Linked DNA regions of Mus musculus: region 1 is linked to region 2. Evidence: chromatin loops called from intact Hi-C (ENCODE). Cell type or tissue: gastrocnemius. All regions are shown on one strand. Links, peaks and the distances in the headings refer to the core of each region. The heading gives the core; the rest is flanking DNA. Region 1 overlaps Cdc5l (cell division cycle 5-like (S. pombe)). Region 2 overlaps Clic5 (chloride intracellular channel 5).

Region 1 (9,155 bases), core at 815-8,814, 1.1 Mb after region 2:
GTAAGAGCACTGACTGCTCTTCCAAAGGACCTGAGTTCAAATCCCAGCAACCACATGGTGGTTCACTACCACCCATAATGAGATTTGGCGCCCTCTTCTGGTGCATCTGAAAACAGCTACAGTATACTTATTAATAATAATAAATAAATCTTAAAAAAAAAAAGACAAGGAAAGAAAACCCCAAGGAAGTAATGATCTTTGTCCTTGAGATGTGCAGAACTAAAAGGATCTTGTATAGTCAATTAGGATGACATGTGTAGGCAGTTGAGGCTTCTACCTGTGAGAATGTACCCACCAACAGGAGCATCAACCTCTACACAAACCACCACTCAGGCTCCCTAGCAAGATAAACATCCATCAGGGTTTCCAAGTGCAGGCCTGTCTCTGTTCAGGAAGGGGGTTTGAGTCTAAAGTCAGCCTGGGTAACCCAGTGAGACCATGTCTCAAAAAATAAAAAGCAAGTTGCAGATGTATTTATGAGGCAGAGCGCCTGCCTAGCATGCATAGGGCTCTAGGTTTACTCAATTCCCAGAACCACGCCACCAAGACAAGGTGAACTCTGAACAACAGGCTAGCCTTCAGTCAGCCTGCTTCCTTGGCATCCTCACCCATGGAAGCAGCCTGGACTGGAGCACAATGAGAATAAGCAATGTCCTCCCTGGGCTGAAAGGAAAGGAACAGGGGAAGTGAGTGGCTTGATGCCACCAGACAACTCCCTTAAAAAACAAACAAAATAGACACAAAATCAAAACATTAACTTGTATGTCTCCACATAACAAGAATTTCAAAGCTTGAATGAAGCTATTAAGATTTTTAATTGTGGGCTGGAGAGATGGCTCAGCGGTTAAGAGCGCTGACTGCTCTTCCAAAGGTCCTGAGTTCAATCCCAGCAACCACATGGTGGCTCACAACCATCTGTAATGATATCTGATGCCCACTTCTGGAGTGTCTGAAGACCGCTATAGTGTACTTACATATAATAAATAAATAAATAAATATTTTTTTTAAAAAAGGTTTTTAATTGTGAGGCTAGGGAGAGGTTAAGAGTGCTGGCTGCTGTTTCAGAGGTCCTGAGTTCAATTCCCAGCCACTACATGGAGGCTCACAACCATCTGTGATGGGATCTGATGCCCTCTTCTGGTGTGTCTGAAGACAATGACAGTTTACTCATATACGTAAAATAAATAAATAAATCTTTTTTTTTTTTTAAGGTTTCTAATTGTTTATTCTAAAGAAGCTATAAAAGTATAGAAATACACAGCGGAGACGGTTCACAAGATTCAAAGGTGGCATTTCACAACCTTGCAAGCAGTAGCACACATAAACAAGACTGGTACTTCAGAGATTTTACAAGCTACACTTTCCTGTAGAGTTTAAGTGGAAGTAAATGTTCTTTTTTTCTTAATACTACTATTTACACTATTATGCTATTAGATGGAAAACATGGTTCAAAATCATTTCAGTTCAGTTTTAAAACTTTCCTTTCTTTATGCAGTGAGCTTACACACTGAAAGGTTCAGAGTGTGGATGGAGAGATGTTTACTGCTTTTGCAGAGGACCTGGGTTTGGATCCCAGCACCCACAGGGCAGCTCACAGCCATCTGTCCCTCCAGTTCCAGGGGCTCCAACCCCCTCCTCTGACACATTCACACTAGCACTCACCAACAAATTAAATAAGCAGTTTTTTAAAAACAAAGAAAAAACAAAAAGAGGGCTGGAAGGATGGCTCAGTGATTAAGAGCACTTTCTCTGCTTCCTAGAGGACCTGGGTTACATTCCTAGAATCCACATGGAGGCTCACGATCATCTGTAACTCCAGCTCCAGGAGATCTAATACCCTCCATGTCTACTAGACACATACATGACACGCTTATATATAAAATCAGGTAGCACACACACACACACCATAAAATTAAATGAAAAAATTTAAAAGTATATGTGTGCCCACACGTGTACTGGGGTGACTGTATCTACAGAGGCGGCTTATGAACAGTAAGCTTCTTTTCTTCTGCAGTTTCTCTATTTTTCTTACATTTTCTACAAAGCACAGGTATTATTTTTAGAAAAACGTCTAGAAATGTTATTTTTAAGTGCATAGAAGAGAAACTGTCTAAAACAGACTGGCCAGAGACCAGTGGAAAACTGATGGTCCCCAGGAGATGAATCAGCGGACCCGTAAGTGTTTCCTCGGGTCATTACAAAGGGAGCTGTATGGGGCTTATAAAAGTCTAATTGTTACTTTCAAGCTCACTGCGTTTGTTAAGGTTACTAAGCTTAAGTAATTCCAAAATAAACACATTCTCCTTGGGTCTCCTATACTGTCTACAGTTTAAGCCCATTCCAGTGAGGTTCAGAAACATTCAGAGCATCCCTCACTGAAACTTGCTTAAGGGCCAGAATATAACCTTATATAAAAAGAGGTTTAGGGACACCCAAAATAAACACACAGCAGACGGCAGCTCACTGCCAGTCCATCACTCAGCTACAGGATCCTGTCAAAGCAAGATGGAGTTCAATCACCACAACACGCTCAGACCGGTCACCAGTACCTCGCCTTCCATCACCGCACTCCGCACTCCTTATTCGCATCAAGTTTTTCTCATGACCCTTCCCTCTACTGATAAGATGCAGGTTCAAGTGATCTATGAGACTTAGTAAGCATTAGATAACAAGCAAGGCAGCCAGGCACCTGACAGCACCACAGAGCAAGTTGCATCCTCAGACTAGGAGATAAAACACAAATTCAACTCATGCAGAGGAGGACTGAGCAACACGGCTGTGCTGCTCGATCTCTGACCCCAGTGTCAGCTCCTATCTGAGTTCTTGCTGGAGACAACTAAGAAATCTGCCAGGAGCCTGAAGAGGCATGACAGATGACAGACAGCAGAACTGGGGAAAGAGAATTATCAAGGACTAAAGAGTCCTCCTATGTACCCCGTGCCACCTATTCCAGCCATCCCAGCCTCAGGAAAACAGATGGACAGCTATAGACGTATTTCCAGCACAGACTTCTCTAGCCAGCAATGCCGACCAACTTAATCCTTAGCCTAAGTTTTCACTGTGGAGTAACAAGTGCATCTTTTCCTGTGTTAAAATATCTGCCTCTATAATGAAAAGCACTGAAAAATGGGATCTGCAGTACAGCCAATTATGCTATAATGTAACTCTCACAAAGTCAGGGTCCTTGGCAGAGCTTTAAGAAATATACCAAGAAGGCCTTTAAATTGCTACCTCTGTTCTGTAAGCCACTTGTTTGCAAGAAGTCAACATTACATAATATTTCTTGACTATATTGACTGTGCAAGTAACATATGGAGAACAGTGTCCCCACTGGGCCTGGTTTCTACCTCTGAGGACAGCCTTTCCATTTTTATAGCTAACATGACAAAACCCACTTTCTAGTCATGCTTCCTCAACACAGCAGTGTAGTTACAATTTCAAATATTATTAAACTTAATGGCAGGGCCTAAATTCTGGCTTTTTATTTCACTTGTGCTCCTAATGGAAACTGCTTCACTCAAACTAATTATGTCTTCAGATGATTTCCTATTTCCACTCAAAGTGGAAACAACTTAGAACACTTCAAATTCTCTCTGCACTTCCCAAACACAGAAATGACTAATGCTAGCATCATCCGAAAATGAGGCCCTCCGCTAATGCTTCCAGAGAACCCAAGTCCACAAGAGCGAAGCACATGTCAGTCTTGTTCCCTGTCATGTGTCCAGGCTAGAGCAGTGTCTGGAACACAGCAGTTATCTAGCAGTGTTCCCTAAATGTGTGAGTAAGTAAGGGGAAAGCACTTTATCTTTAACAATTTGGTGAAAGTTTTTCTACAATGAATTACAGCCATCCCTCATTTTCTTAGAGTCATGGCAGGGAACAGAAATTGAGCCTCTCTGTTACTCTGGGAGAAATACTAGAAACAATAAAAGCTCTAACCTCCCACAGGAGCTCATAACAGCCCCAGAAGTTACTCCAAGGCTGGGACTTTCTGCTGCATGTTAAAATGCCTCTGTACGCTGTACTTGCACAACTTTCCTGAGCTCTTATTTCTGCTTGCCCCTTTACAAACAAATGTCTGACAAGGTTCCAGTTAATTCTGCCTCCATTGCAAAATAGAATCCCCGAATTCAGTTACAATGCAGACTGGTTCCCACTTACTTCTGATCTGTGACTACAATGCTTAACAGGCTCAGAAGCACATCCAACCATGTGCTGCATCAAAGAAATGGTTCTATTAGTCTTAAGTATCTCTTTTTTAATGATTTATTTATTTACTGTTATTTTTATGAGCACTGTGTTTTGCCTGCATGTAAGTCTGTGTGAGGATATTAAGCCCCTAAAAATGGAGTTATATACAGACAGTTGTGAGCTGCCATGTAGGTGCTGGAACTTGAACCTGGGTCCTCTATAAGAGCAGCTGGTGCTTGTAACTACTGAGTCCCAGTTTTAAGAATCTTAAGAACATTTTTTTTTAAGTGCCAAGTTACAAATATTAAACATAAGTGGTGGCTCAAAAAAAAAAAAATGACCCACAGTATAAACTCCAGAGGATATTTTTAAGTATGCTTAGGAAACACCAGCCATGACAACTCTGCGTGTTTTCTTGCCTGATGGGCTTGAGATGGAGCCACAATTTGGATTCACTATTCCAAAGTTCATGGCAGCAAAGGTCAAACACTGGCAGCCATGGTGCACTGTGCTTGCCCAGAAAGCCCACCTTCCTGAGCCTCAAGTAGAGGATTAGCAGTTAGCTACACCATCTAACTACAGTTCCTCCTCACAGTGAACTCTGAATGATGTTTATAATTTAGCAATCAACTGAGATGATGAAAGAATCACCACACAGTTGAAATAAAGTATTTATATATTTCAAACCAGTAAACTGTTGTCTTCAGGAGCTCTGAGAAATCTAGCTGTGATTTATGGATGGATACACACTAAATGGAAGCTTTGTTTATTTGGATCTCTGAATTGCTTCTCTTCTTCCTGAAGACTTAATAAACGTTCTTTTGGAATAAGAGTTTACTAATTGAAAGATTTGATTAAATATTCCTTAAAATTAACTAGCTGGGTTAACAATAAGCCAAGTTACCCAAGAGTCAAAAAGAGAAAAAAAAGTACTTTAGACTGTTTTATGAATATTCTTCCAACATCAGCAATCCCTCAACAAAAACAGTTCAACAGAAGACTTCAGTCCTGGTATGAAGTGAACAAAGAGAACCACATGTTTTTAATGACTGCTCACAACAACCCAAGTACCTCTCCAACAGAACAGAACAGAACAGCGGAGGCTCGCTGTGCTATTCCCTTCAGAATTCTCAGGGCTGATCCAACAGAGAAGAGTCACTGGACTTCACAGCAGCACTCACGCTGTGACATTTGTTTGCTGTCATGAAAGTTAGAGCCTCAGCAGAGTAAGTGAGATTCAAGTTAGAGCCTCAGCAGAGTAAGTGAGATTCAGGGGGATTATCCTCTTCATTTTAAACAACATTAAGATGTCCTTGATCTGCAGCAGAGAGAGTTTACCCACCTCAAACTGAGATTTTTCAAACAAAGTGAGAGATTGAAGTATTTATATATAAATGTTACAAGAAAGCATTCCAAACAGCCTACCAATCAATTACAAAGTTGGCCTTAGATCTATAACTGTCATTTGTAAGAAAAGAAGCCTGCACGACACAAAGTATAACCTACAATTTAACCACTCGTGTTCTGTCTCCGAGAGCTTTCATTATGAATTAAAACAGAGCAACAGTGCCACCTGCTGGAAGTCATAAAACTACAACACTCATGGCCCTGGCACTGCAAGAATTACATTACAAAGACTAATTTCCTAACTCTACAAGCACAAAGGTATGACAATAAGTGGTCATAAAGATTCATATTAGAAGACACTGTTTTTTCCTGTTCATTTCTCTAGTTCCACACAGCCCCAACTACCACAATTAATTCTAATATCTAGATTTAACCCTAAACAAAAATACTCTCAAATTTACTTTCTATAAAGAAAAACTAACAATCACATGAAAGAGGAAGCTTAGGTCATTTTCTGCATCCAGTGTCCTGAAGAATCCCTTTTCCCTTCTCTATTCCATCTTGGCCTCAGACACATCCCTAAAGACCACGAGTAAGAGTCTAGAAAGCATGCTGTGTGTGGTGGCTCACATCTTTATTCACACTGGAGAGGCAGAGGTAGGCAGATGTCTGAGCTTGAGACCAACCTGATCTACACAGTAAGTTCCAGTGATAGGCATAGTGACACAGTAAGACCCTGTCAAAAACAACAACAACAACCAGAACCCACAAGGCAGCCTGGCAGTCTGTGTTATTTACATGCCACTGCAAAATGTCTACAGAGATTCTGGAATTCAGAACATGAACATTCTATTAAGAAACCACTGCTGTTAATAGGCTTCAATGCATCACAGACATAGGAAATCACAGAGCCACTGTCTGCATAGCAACTCCACTCTAACTCAACTGCAGGATACACAAAAATGTACTGAGTTTCTGTAAATGTCGGTGCTCTGTGAGCTATAGATCAAAACTCCCACTGCTGTGATCTCACTGACCCATCTTGACTTTAGTAACTCCTTCTCCCTCCCTCACGTAAATAAAGGTTCTGATTGAGGGAAGAGTACCCAGCAAAGTGTTCAAGAACTACAAAGCAATCAGCTGTCCAGCCCTAGTACTTAAGTCACCAGACGTATTAACTGGCTCACAATTTCAACTGAATTGGAATTTTAAAAGGATACCAAGGGCAATGAAGATAGCAGGTAAAAGTGAATGCAGCGCAAGCCTAGCAGCAGGAATTCAAGGCAAACCCCACTTAGAAGGAAATGAAAGAACTGCCTCCACAAAGCTTTCCTCGAGCACTTACATACACATCATACACACAATAATAATCGATTTTTAAACATATAAGCAAATGGATACCAACCTCAAGTCTCTTTTCAAGTGATTCAATTCTGTCCTTTTTGCTAGCAAGATTAGCACGAGTGTAGCGGCTCTGAGCAGGAAGATAGAGGACTTGACTGTAGCATTCCTCCCACACCTGGTTGTAAGCTTCACTGGAGAGTTCGCCATGGCTCATTCCTTGTTTGACCACTTCCATCTCTTGTACCAGAGCATCCTGGGCCTGTTTACAGTAATAATTTAAGTTGAAGCATACACTTTCTACCACCATAAAGCTCAAGACTAGCTTATTTCCTCCTTCCTTAAACCAATGGTAAGGTTTGGTTGGTTGTTCTCTAGAAGGGGATGGACAATACCTGAGCTAAATAGCCTCTAAGTAGGGGCTAGGGAGATGACTCCATGGGTAAGAGTAGCTACTTTGCAAACTTGAAGACCTGAGTTTGAATCCCCAGAACCCATTTAAAAGGGGGGGGGGGGGCAGGGAGAAAACCACAGACATGACCATGTGCCTATAGTTCAGCCAGCCAACTCAGCAACAGCAAGCTTTTGGTTCGGTGAAAAAAAAAACAATACAGACTATATCCTATGTCTCAAGGACACAGAGCTGAGGGTGATAAATATAACCTATGTCCTCTAGCATGCACATGGGCATATACACATACAACACACACATACACATACAACACATACATACACATACAACACACACATACAACACACACATACACATACAACACACACATACAAGGATACACAGAGAAAGAAAGATCTAAGGGCTCCAAGATAAACTGATTTTAAAAAGTCAAGTATTCGTGGTTTCCCAAGAGCACCAACACCGCTATTATTCATTATACAGCAACATCTCTCAAGTACATACCAGTCACTAAAGGTCAGAAACTGGACAACTCTCATTACCTCCAAAAACTTTAACCATGGCAGATATAAAGCATGAGAGTCCAAAGCCAGCCTAGTCTACAGAGCAAATTCCAGAACCAGGGTGACATAGTAAGACTTTCTCTTTTTTTGTTTGTTTGATTGGTTGGTTTTTTTGAGAGAGGGTTTCTCTGTATAGCCCTGGCTGTCCTGGAACTCACTTTGTAGACCAGGCTGGCCTCGAACTCAGAAATCCACCTGCCTCTGCCTCCTGAGTGCTGGGATTAAAGGCGTGTGCCACCACGCCCTGCTGTAAGACTTTCTCTTAAAAAAGAAAAAAAACATATAACCACTTTACAAACTAGCCAATATTGACTTCATTTTAAAGCTAGTGAAACTACTGAAATTAAACAACTTGTCCAGAACCATACCAGTAGTAATCAACTGAGGCAGGCTCCTAAGCCAGAGGCACCACTGCTGGCTTAGGGGTGCTCCACCCCACCGTCTCCTCATGTCACAAGGTGAAAGGGTGAAAGGCTCTCTACTAAAGAAACACTTTTAGATGGCAGAATGAGAGAGAAGGAACTGAGCAGGCTAGGGTTCAATCACTGCTTCCCTGTTTAAGTGGCTGCCTGCAATACTTAACTCCTCTGAGCCCAATTCTCAACTGTAAAATGGGCTCTGGGTTACAAGACAGCTCAGCAGGTAAAGGCACTGACCACGAAACATGACACCCTGAGTTCAAAAACCTTAATCCAACAAAGTGGAAATGACTCATACCAAGTTGTCCTCTTACCTCTACACATTAACAACAGCACATCCCACTCAAACATACATACAATGTTTTTTAAAAATGCAGTTTTAAAAAACTGAGTAAAAAATGTTTAACAAGACCTTTCTTTCAGGGGCTGGAAAGATGGCTCAGTGTTAGGGAGCACTTTCTGCTCTTGCAGAAGACCTAGGTTTAGTTCCCCACACGCACCGAGTGGCTCATATACCATCTTCAACTCTAGTTCCAGAGGATTCCATGCCCTCTTGTGGACTCCACGGGCACTACACACAAGTGGCATACAGACACACATTCACACAAAACACTCATACACATAAAAAGTAAATCTTAGGCGGGCGGTGGTGGCGCACGCCTTTAATACCAGCACTCGGGAGGCAGAGGCAGGCGGATTTCTGAGTTCGAGGCCAGCCTGGTCTACAAAGTGAGTTCCAGGACAGCCAGGGCTGCACAGAGAAACAGAGAAACCCTGTCTTGAAAACCAAAAAAAAAAAAAAAAAAAAAAAAAGTAAATCTTAAAAAAAATAAAATAAACGAAAGATTCTGCTAGGCAAATAGCTGCTTTAAACAGCTTTTA
Region 2 (9,155 bases), core at 733-8,732:
GTCCTTGGGATCTCTGAGCACTCCGGACAATCCACGAACAAGTGTATGTGGCTGTGTTCAACAAAACGTTATCTGTGGATCCTGAAATACTAACTTCACGCCCTTTTGCTATGTTACAAAATATTTTTTTCTTTTCACTCCCCCTCCCTGCCCTTCAATTATCTATCCAAAAAATAAAAAAATAAAGATCAACGTTAGCTTAGGACAGCATACTGGGCAGTGAGCAGTGGGCTCACTCTGGAATGTTGCCATTTCTCTCTCATGTAGTCTCTGGACTCCAGTCTGCGGTGAGGAGATTGAAACAATACCTTCCCCTGTAGCATTGTTGCATCAGTCAAACACTTGCTTGCACACCAACAGCACCTAACTAAGGCAGCTGTGGCTGCGGTTTCTGTGGCTGCCCTCTGCTGCTGGCCTTTCCCACTGATAGAGAGGCGTGTGCTGCCCTCTGCTGGTAGGAAGAGAAACCAGTCCCGGGAAAGCTGGAGGATCTGCGAACTTCCGAAGACTTGAAAGTCTTGACTTGGGAGTTCCAAAACAAACCATGTCTCCCAGCTACCTTCCATATTTAGGGAAGGATATGCCTACCAGGCCTGACAGACCCTGACAAGCTGCACCCAGTCTGTCTCTTGCTTTCTCTCCCACTACTCTGAACCTTTACAAACTTCTTTGGCCTAAAACAGAGAAATATTGGAAAGGTTTTGAGCAGCTTGGGAGGGCCATTAGTTTAGAACTAACGAGTCCCTATATCAAAGCCCGCACCTGCCCCAGAGTGTCATGAATGCACACTGCTGTTGGGGACAGAAGCCAGCTTAACTCCTGACCCCCCTCCCCCCATTCCCAGAATGTGGCAAGCCACAGTAAAAATAGTATGTGTGTGTTCAGGACACCAAAAACAAGACACTTAAATCTTCCCTTCTTCCCAGCGTCCTCTCATACCCTGGCCCCAGTGTGATAGCCTGGCTTTTCTAGGCCTGTGCCCAGCCTCTACTTACTCAACCCCCTAACCTCCAGGGTCTGGAGAAAAGATAAAGGAACGGACTTCAAGATAGCAGGAATTGTGGGGAATGTGGGCGCAGAGGCCCTGCAGGGGTCAGGCAGGGTTGTGTCTGGAGGCTTCATGTTCATTCCGTTGGGACTACTTGCTGCTACCGCTAGAGATCAAGACTTGGTACCAACTTGGAACAACAGACTTCAGGCTGAAAGAAGCCCTGAGTGGAGGTGAGGCGGGCTGCCATCATGTGGTTATCTTTGGGTTCCTGGGTGGCCAGACCCTCCAAGGTTCTCCTTCCAAAATAAGCAGGTCGGCCACAGAGGAACTCTCCGGGCTGCCTGGCCCTGGATCCCCTGCCCGCCACTTGCCAGATCCCGATATTTTGTTGGTTGGTTAGGTTAACGGTGTGCTTTGATTAGCATTCTTGCAAGTAAAAACAAACAACCCAAGCGTTGTGGGACCCACCTCCAAGATTTGGCAGGCCCCAGGCCCTTAGTCTTTTCTTCCACGAGGGTCTTGGAGGCTGAGAGCGAGAGGGGCGTGACTTCCTGTGGCACCTCCCAGGAGCTGCCCAGAGGTTCCCCCCAGAGAGTCTTTGGTTTGGTTCCTTATTGAGGAGGCTTCTGTGATTTTAATTTTAACAAAGTTTGTTCCAGAAGCAAAATGAATCCTTGGGTAGTAGTGAGGAAGGTGGTCGGCGGTGGTGTGAGGGTGTTGAATGGGGCTGGCTCTGGTGGGAGGAGGGGGGAGGAGTGGTGGGTCCTGCGTGGGTGGGCTCATTCATTAGTGAGATTTTGCTGTGTGGGCTCCTGGACTAGGGTAGAGTGCAGACCACCAACGCCATTCGTGTGGAGGAATTTCCTGCTGTCTGACCAGAAAGAGTTCTGCTGGCCTAGTCTGGCCTCAGATCAACACCTAGGGAATAAAGGATCGTTAGATGAATGATTTGCACAAAACTTGTATGTTCCTTTACCTGTGGCTAGTGTTGCCTCACCGTGGGTGACAGATCTCTTAAATTTGTGCAGTCTACAAACAAGTTTCTTAACCCCCTCCCCTCTTTCTACACACACACGCACACGCACACGCACACTAGCAAAGTCCTCACACACCTCCTTACACATTGTATTAAGTAGATCTCAATTAAACAGAAAAAATTCTTCCATTCACTTATTTCAGGGTGACACAACACATTGGATGAGATCTTCCCGGGAAGGCGATTTCTCTTACTTTTTTAAAGTTCAATTTAATTAATTTAATTATTTTTGCATCCTTTAGTTGACTGTAGTTCCTGCTGCTGCAGGGTTGAGACCCCGTGGGCTTCCTGTTGCCCACTTTAGCGTGTCTGCTACTGCTGTCTCTATGTTTATGTCCTGCCAGTCCTGTTGAAAAGTGGCTTTGAATGACCATGTAGGACAGCTTCATTTGAGGACAGTGCATTTTTAGAGTGACACAAAGTGGTTTCGAATCTCTGGACAAGAATGGCACATGAGCCCTGCTTATTTAAACTCCTTCATTCCTGGGTGCTTATATCTCCAGGCTGCTCAATTGTCTTCTGGGGCCAACCTTGTTCTCTGCTTCCTGGTTTTGGCAAACCCATGATTTTCTTTTTCAACAAACAGAGAGGATGGCAGGAATAGTTCCAGCATCGCCTGCGACTTTAGCATCTTTAGCTGAATGTCCCCACGAGGGGAGCTACCTAAGGAGATACCTAAGCAATGGGTCTGAAGTAAGCATTAGGGTTCCCAAGCCATCACACTGCTACTACTCATCCTGATGGTGCTCTGCAGAACAGGGCGTGTCTCATCCACGGTCATCCCCAGAGGCCGCCTCAGCCCCTAGCTTGGGACACGTGCTCATTCAGACTCCACTAAGAAGGAGGTGGGGAGCTGGCTTCATAGGTTAGAGCATTTACCAGTGCTAAGTTTGTATCCTCAGATACCCGTGTGAAAGAGCAAAGCATGGCAGGATGAGCCTATACCTGCACCCCTGCGGAGTGGAGTCAGGAGCATTCTGAGACCTCCCAGGCCCTCTGGCGTTGTCTGCAGTAAAGCAGAAAGTGGTAGAGTAGAATCCCCTGACGCCCCCTTCTGGCCTCTGCATGTGTGCACATGGATATTCTCAAGTGCACACATAAACGGACATACCCCACACATCCCTTCCCTTCCATCCCATCCTGGGAGCTGTACAGAGTGCTAGAATACAAATAGAACCACCAGCTATTCCAGCGCCTCCATGTACTGATAAAGGGTATGTTTTCCTTTGTGTAATAGAAACCTGACTACAGGAGCTAAAGCAAATGTTTCTCCTCTTTGACTCAGCCAGACCTCCGAAGCGTGTTACTGTTCACCATGCCCTGTCCTGGGTGTTCTCCATAATGTTTATTAGCACGTCTTAGCAGGAGTTTGCTTTTCTCATATGACAAGTACTTGAAAGAACAGCATGTCTCAGGCTGACGTGACAGCTTAAAGAAACAGTGGACTCAGGTCCTCGGAGTTCCTGGTTCTCCATCACTAGTCTGCGGCTCTGTGTATGCGTGCACATGTGTGGATACATACACATGTGTGTTTGCCTTTCTTTATGCATGTTCTATGGTAGGAGTATGTGAATGTGCAGGTATGGCATCCTTGCACACACACAAAGCTGGAGTAGCATGTCTGATGTCTTCCCTTCTCACTACACCTTGTTACCTTGAGACAATTGCTCACAGAACTAGAAGTTTGCCCTTTCAGACAGAGTGGCTAGCTAGCCCTGGACTTCCAGAATATACCCATCTTTGCTCCACCCCCACCTCTGTGCTGTGCTGAGATGAGGTATATGTTGGGGATTTGAACTCAGGCCCTAGTGCTTATATCCATGGAGCCATCTCTCCAGGCCCCAGTGTGTGTCTTATATCTTCATCTCTCAAAAAGTCACTCTATACTGCATCTGAGTTTCTGGCATTGTCTTCTCCAGAAGCCTGGAGCTTACTCGCTACTTGTGTCTCATTAACCAGAGCTACCTGAAAAGGTGGCAGTCTGGGAAGATGGGTCTTTTTAGCAGGGCACTCTGCTATCCTAGGGAGGGGCAATATATGGGAATTTTTTATCAGTAACAAAGAAGAGAAGAGGGAGTCTGTGCATGTAATCCCTTTTCAAGTTAAGTTGGTTGTCCCATCGTCCCCCGATGGTGAACTCTCTGACCCAGCCACAAAGATACGTCGTTTCCATGTACTTTTGGGTTAGTGAAGTTTGCCAGACTTTAGGAGACAGAAGTAGGATATCATGCTCAGAATTTGTTGCGTTCTCAGTTCAAACGTCAGAAGGCGCAGTCTCCTGTTGTAAGAGTCATGCAACACGCATGGGTAGATGCTCCTCAAATTACAGGAGCAGGTGAAGCATAAGGAAATTACTCCAAGCAAGGCGGGGCGGGGAGGCTGGGTGTAGTCTGAGTGCACCTGAGAAATGTTGTGGCAGTATCTATCAAGGCTGCCCTATCTTGTGGTGAGCACGAGGAAGGCTCACTGTGGCCAGACTGTGGCTAAAGAGTTATAAAGAACAGATCAGGCAGGTGATGGTGGCCCACACCTTTAATTCCAGCGCTCGGGAGGCAGAGGCAGGTGGATTTCTGAGTTCCAGGCCAGCCTGGTCTACAGAGTGAGTTCTAGGACAGCCAGGACTACACAGAGAAACCCTGTCTTGAATAAAGAAAGAAACAAAGAAAGAAAAAGGAAACCACTCAATGAGGACTGAGGGAGATGCTCCGTGGGAAAAGTGCTTGCTGGGTGGACATGAAGACCCAAGCTTGGATTCCCAGCACCCACATTTTTAAAAAATGTGTCATTTCACCGCTAAGGAGGAAGATGCTGGGGCTTGCTGTCTAGCTAGTGTAGTCAAATGGCTAAGCTTTGGATTCAGTGAGAGACACTGTCCTTAAAAAGGAAGGTGAGAAATGACTGACTGAGGAAGACTCCCAACATTGACAGAAACATTGCAGGCCCAGCTTCACCACGAACCCAGACTTCATCATCTATGAGGAACCAGGAAGTACCAAACGTCATACACACTAGACACTGAACATAGGCAACTGAGAAAGAACATATAGTGTATTCATCGAATTACCCAAACCAGACAAGGGCAGTGGAGGGGCGGTGGCTGTTTCAACATCTGCCAAGGTCTCTCATGCAAAAGATGTCGCCATTGGAGGATGAAGCAAGCCATAGGGAATGGAATCCCTTGGTATAAGTGCTCGTGGTGAGAAAGACAGGTGAGCAAGACCCAGGTTGATGCAGGAACAGATAACCAATATAATGAGCGTCTCTCTGGGCAGCTCACCCCTTAAGTTTGAACATCCATGATAACCTAAACTGTCCTCACACTTAAAATTCACCGTTTGTAAAGTAACTGTAAACATCTCCTAGATTTCTCCCCGACTCAGTCAGCCTTGTGCACGACACTGGCGGCATCAGCTGCCTCAGTCAGCAGTTATGTCATTCCTTCTTTAATATGACTGAGTTTTACAGCCATTTATGACTTTCTTGGCAGCCTAATAGGAAACACACACACACACACACACACACACACACACACACACACACACGTTCCTACTGAAAAGGAAGGTAGTCTCTCTGCTTAAGGCCAGAAGGTGGCGCCACCGCCCCATGGCTGAAGTCAGTGCTGGCCACTAATCAGGAACATAGTCTCTCTCTCTCTCTCTCTCTCTCTCTCTCTCTCTCTCTCTCTCTCTCTCTCTCTCGCTCTCGCTCTCTCTCGCTCTCTCTCGCTCTCTCTCTCAGTCTCGCTCTCGCTCTCCCTCCCCTCCCTCCTTCTCCCTTTCCCCCCTTTCTCCCTCCCTCCCTCCTTCCCTCCCTCCCTCCCTCCCTCCCTCCCTCCCTCCCTCCCCAATCCTGCTTCTTCCACCACTAATAAATAAACATGTGTGAGGCTTGCATGGTACAGGTTGTATGGAGCCCTTAATTTGAAGAAGTAAAAGTGACATTTTTTTTTCTCTTCGAATGTACTGTGGCTTTGAGGAGATTTACAAAAATATCTGCACCTGGAACTTGTCTATATCGTCAATATCATCCTCCAAAAATGTATTGTATGAGCAGCATGCTGAAATTGCCCCAAATTCCTCACCACAACCATGATTTAAACACAGTAAAACAATCACCAAAGACTGTGTCATTTAAATACAAAGTGTGTTTGTGCTGTTGGGTACTGTCCACATAAATGTCTGCTAATAATAAGCTGGCCTGTGGAGCTAGATGAAAAAGATCTTCTCTTCAAAGCACTGATTCCTCTATAAAGCTCAGAGAATTGGCTTCATAGAGAATGTGTTTTCCTTAAAGGAAAGTCCCCTGTTTCCTTGGGGACATATCCGAGAGGGTTCTGTTCACTCTGTGACTTTGGGGAGGGGACCCATAGTGTCCAGCATCCTAAATACTTAAGGGGATCATTTTATCCTTCATCCAGGGAAGAATTTCTTTCCAGAGCAAAGAGTTCCCACCATGGCAGGAGGAACTGCAGATTCCCTATTAGCCTTTTGATCCCTCCCAGGCATGGCAGGGACCTGGGGTGAGGGCCATGGCATCTTGCTTCAGTTTGTCTTCTCGACATTTGAATTTAAGCCACTGTCTGGAAATGGAGACTGGGGCATTGCTTTCCATAGATGAGTTCCTGGCTCTCCCAGAGCTGGGTTTGACTTGTTGAGACACACTTTGCTGGCCAATGGAGCTTGCCCAGGGGTATTGGTCTGATGGTAGTTGTGGGCTCAAATTCTCCAAGGGATCAGACCAAGAATGTTGAACACTGACAGGAGAAAATAAGGCCTTAGGGATGATTCCAGACAATGGTAGGTTCGACTCTGAATGCATGAGTCATCCTCCAATATCCCCCAGGATCCCCCTTGTGCCCAGGATAGTTCTAGTGTTCGAAACTTTCCTTCCCACACCCAACCGTCTGCCTTGAGTTGACCTCCAGTAATAATGATCCTAAGTTAGATCTTCTGCTAGGTCCTTACTCCGCTTCAGACCCTGCAGAAGTTGCTCCGACAGCAGCCAGGAAACAGGCATTGCTAACAGCAGAATTCAAGGCAAGTTATTCGTGAGTGACAGACATGTCATGGAAGGTTGTCACCTGTTGCATTGGACCCCCAAAGGCAGCCTGGTGCTTGGTTCTGACACCCCTGACCCAGGTTCTGCCTTGGTTCTGACACCCCTGACCCAGGTTCTGGTTCTCTGTCCTTTGTGGACCCTGATGATGTGTGAACATAGCCAGAGGCCCAGATTCAACAAAGGAAGCTACCACCCCTCCAGATAAGCCCTTTCCTCTCTTCTAAAATCCTGTTCCAGCCCTGACCCAGTGGCTCTGAGGACCTCATGCTTTGTGAGTCAGAGAAGTCATCGGAGACCTCTCACTTTACCCGTTGGGTGTTCTCCTGTGGGCGGCTGAACCCCACAGTCTACCTGTTTCCCATTTGACCCCTTACTCAGATAACTTGACTAAGGCTGAGTCCCTAACCCTGTACAGTGACTACAAACCTTAGGTGAGGCTTCACTGGAGGCAGGGAGGGACCACACTGGCAACCACAAAGATGAACCTCCTAAAAGACCTCCTTACAGCGTCTCTGGCTTCCTCAATGTGACAGTACTACTATGTCACGTGCCAGCCTCCTCTCCATCCCCTTACCCTCTGTTCTTCCTGGGCGTGCACTGTTCCAGCGGCAGCTCCGAGTCCCCTGGATGTTTGGGTCAGAACAATTCAGCTGTTCTACGTCGCCTCCTATGTAATCGCAGGACACAAGAAAAAAATAGCTTCCTCCAAAAGGTGACAGAGAAGGGATGTCAAATTCTTCTTATTGGATATTTTTTAAATCTCCATCACCCGGCCTCATTTATGTTTTTAACTCTCAGATGTCAGCAAGGTGTGGAATCATTTCTCTTGTGTTTCCAGCAGTACGATGGGTAGAGACTCCCACTTGAGTCTCCCTCAAACCACATTCGGCTTAAGTGCCTCTTTCTTTTATACCCACATGCGCTCTGATGAGAAGTAGACATTTTAGCCAGTTCTCCAGTAGTACTTCACGGTGTCTCCATATTTCTTCCTTCACAGAGAAAATCCAAGCCGAGTTTTCACTTTTCCTTACACAGCATTGGCCCCAGCACAGGCAAGGCCTCTGTTGTTCGGAAAGTATGGGGAGGACTCTACCAGGCTCCAAACTAACTGACCACTTCTAGACCATTCTGGATGACTGGAAGCATTGAGAGTCTACTGAAACCCAACAGTTAAAAGCAGAGTGCAAATGTGTCCTCAGATTTGTCGGAAGGTAGGGTATGAGGAAATAATGTTTCCTTGGCAAGGAGCTAGAGATGTACAGGCAGTCTCTAGCTGGTGATAGAACACATAGGTACCCAGTGGAATAGCCCTTGGCTCTCACAGTGGTCTGCAGAATGGGAGAGTTTGAGTCCTGAGATCAAATGTCTCAGATTTTAAAACCAGGTTTTTGCTCCTGACATGTATGTATAGTTGGAGCTAATATTATGAAAATATTTTTTCTTTACATTTCTGAGTATATGTAATTCAAGTTATACATATTTCAACTCTAGAGATTAGGATATTTTAAAAAGGATCTCTGTCTCTATCTGTCTGTCTGTCTCTGTCTCTCTGTCTGTGTGTGTGTGGAGGTGGGGGAACAGAGGTCAACTTCAGAAATTTTCTTCTATGGATTGTTTTTTTAATATAGAGTCTTTTCTGTGAACCTGGGCTTACTTTCTCAGCTAGCTGGTCAGTAGTCTCAAGAGATGCCCTGCCCCCATCTCCACCCTGGTGTGCTGGGGTTACACACGCCTGCTGTCGTGCCTGAGTTTTACATGGGCATTGATGAGCCAAACTCAAGGCAAGCCTATCCCTACTGAGACATCTCCCCAGCCCCATTTTAACTAAGATTCTAAGGTCAGGGTGGAGAGCAGTTTGGTGTTTATTTCTGGGGCACGGCATACCTACCTACTTGCCTGAGATTTTTCTAAATTCTAGCCTTTCTTTTAAGTTTTCACCCACCAAGAACCCTATCTGGAGAGCTCACAGAGGACAGGCAACCCTTCTGTTCATGCTCCCAAGCAAAGTAGATTTGCTGCTGTGCTGTCGCTAGACTGCTTGGCATAGAACAGCTGAAAGGGAGGCTCAGA

Evidence for each region. Peaks named below come from ENCODE experiments on the same cell type or tissue, not always from the same donor. Only the 100,000 strongest peaks of a DNase experiment are listed, where the experiment ranks them.
Region 1: it touches region 2 in a loop (4-fold over the local background); 9 of 42 quality-filtered maps call a loop at or near these places.

Annotation. Positions count from the first base shown.
Region 1 is chr17:45,397,651-45,406,805 of GRCm38, forward strand. It overlaps Cdc5l (cell division cycle 5-like (S. pombe)), which reads right to left. Exons shown (of 16, transcript NM_152810.2): 14 at 6,944-7,141. Among named protein-coding and RNA genes, the nearest start is that of Cdc5l, 31 kb to the right of the region's middle. In gastrocnemius, for the core only: a CTCF peak has its summit at 5,779 (motif pointing left); a DNase peak (open chromatin) is centred at 5,763.
Region 2 is chr17:44,256,379-44,265,533 of GRCm38, forward strand. The region is part of intron 4 of Clic5 (chloride intracellular channel 5); the gene reads left to right. Among named protein-coding and RNA genes, the nearest start is that of Clic5, 72 kb to the left of the region's middle. In gastrocnemius, for the core only: CTCF peaks have their summits at 3,083 (motif pointing left) and 5,628 (motif pointing right); DNase peaks (open chromatin) are centred at 3,027 and 5,606; H3K27ac peaks cover 619 bases.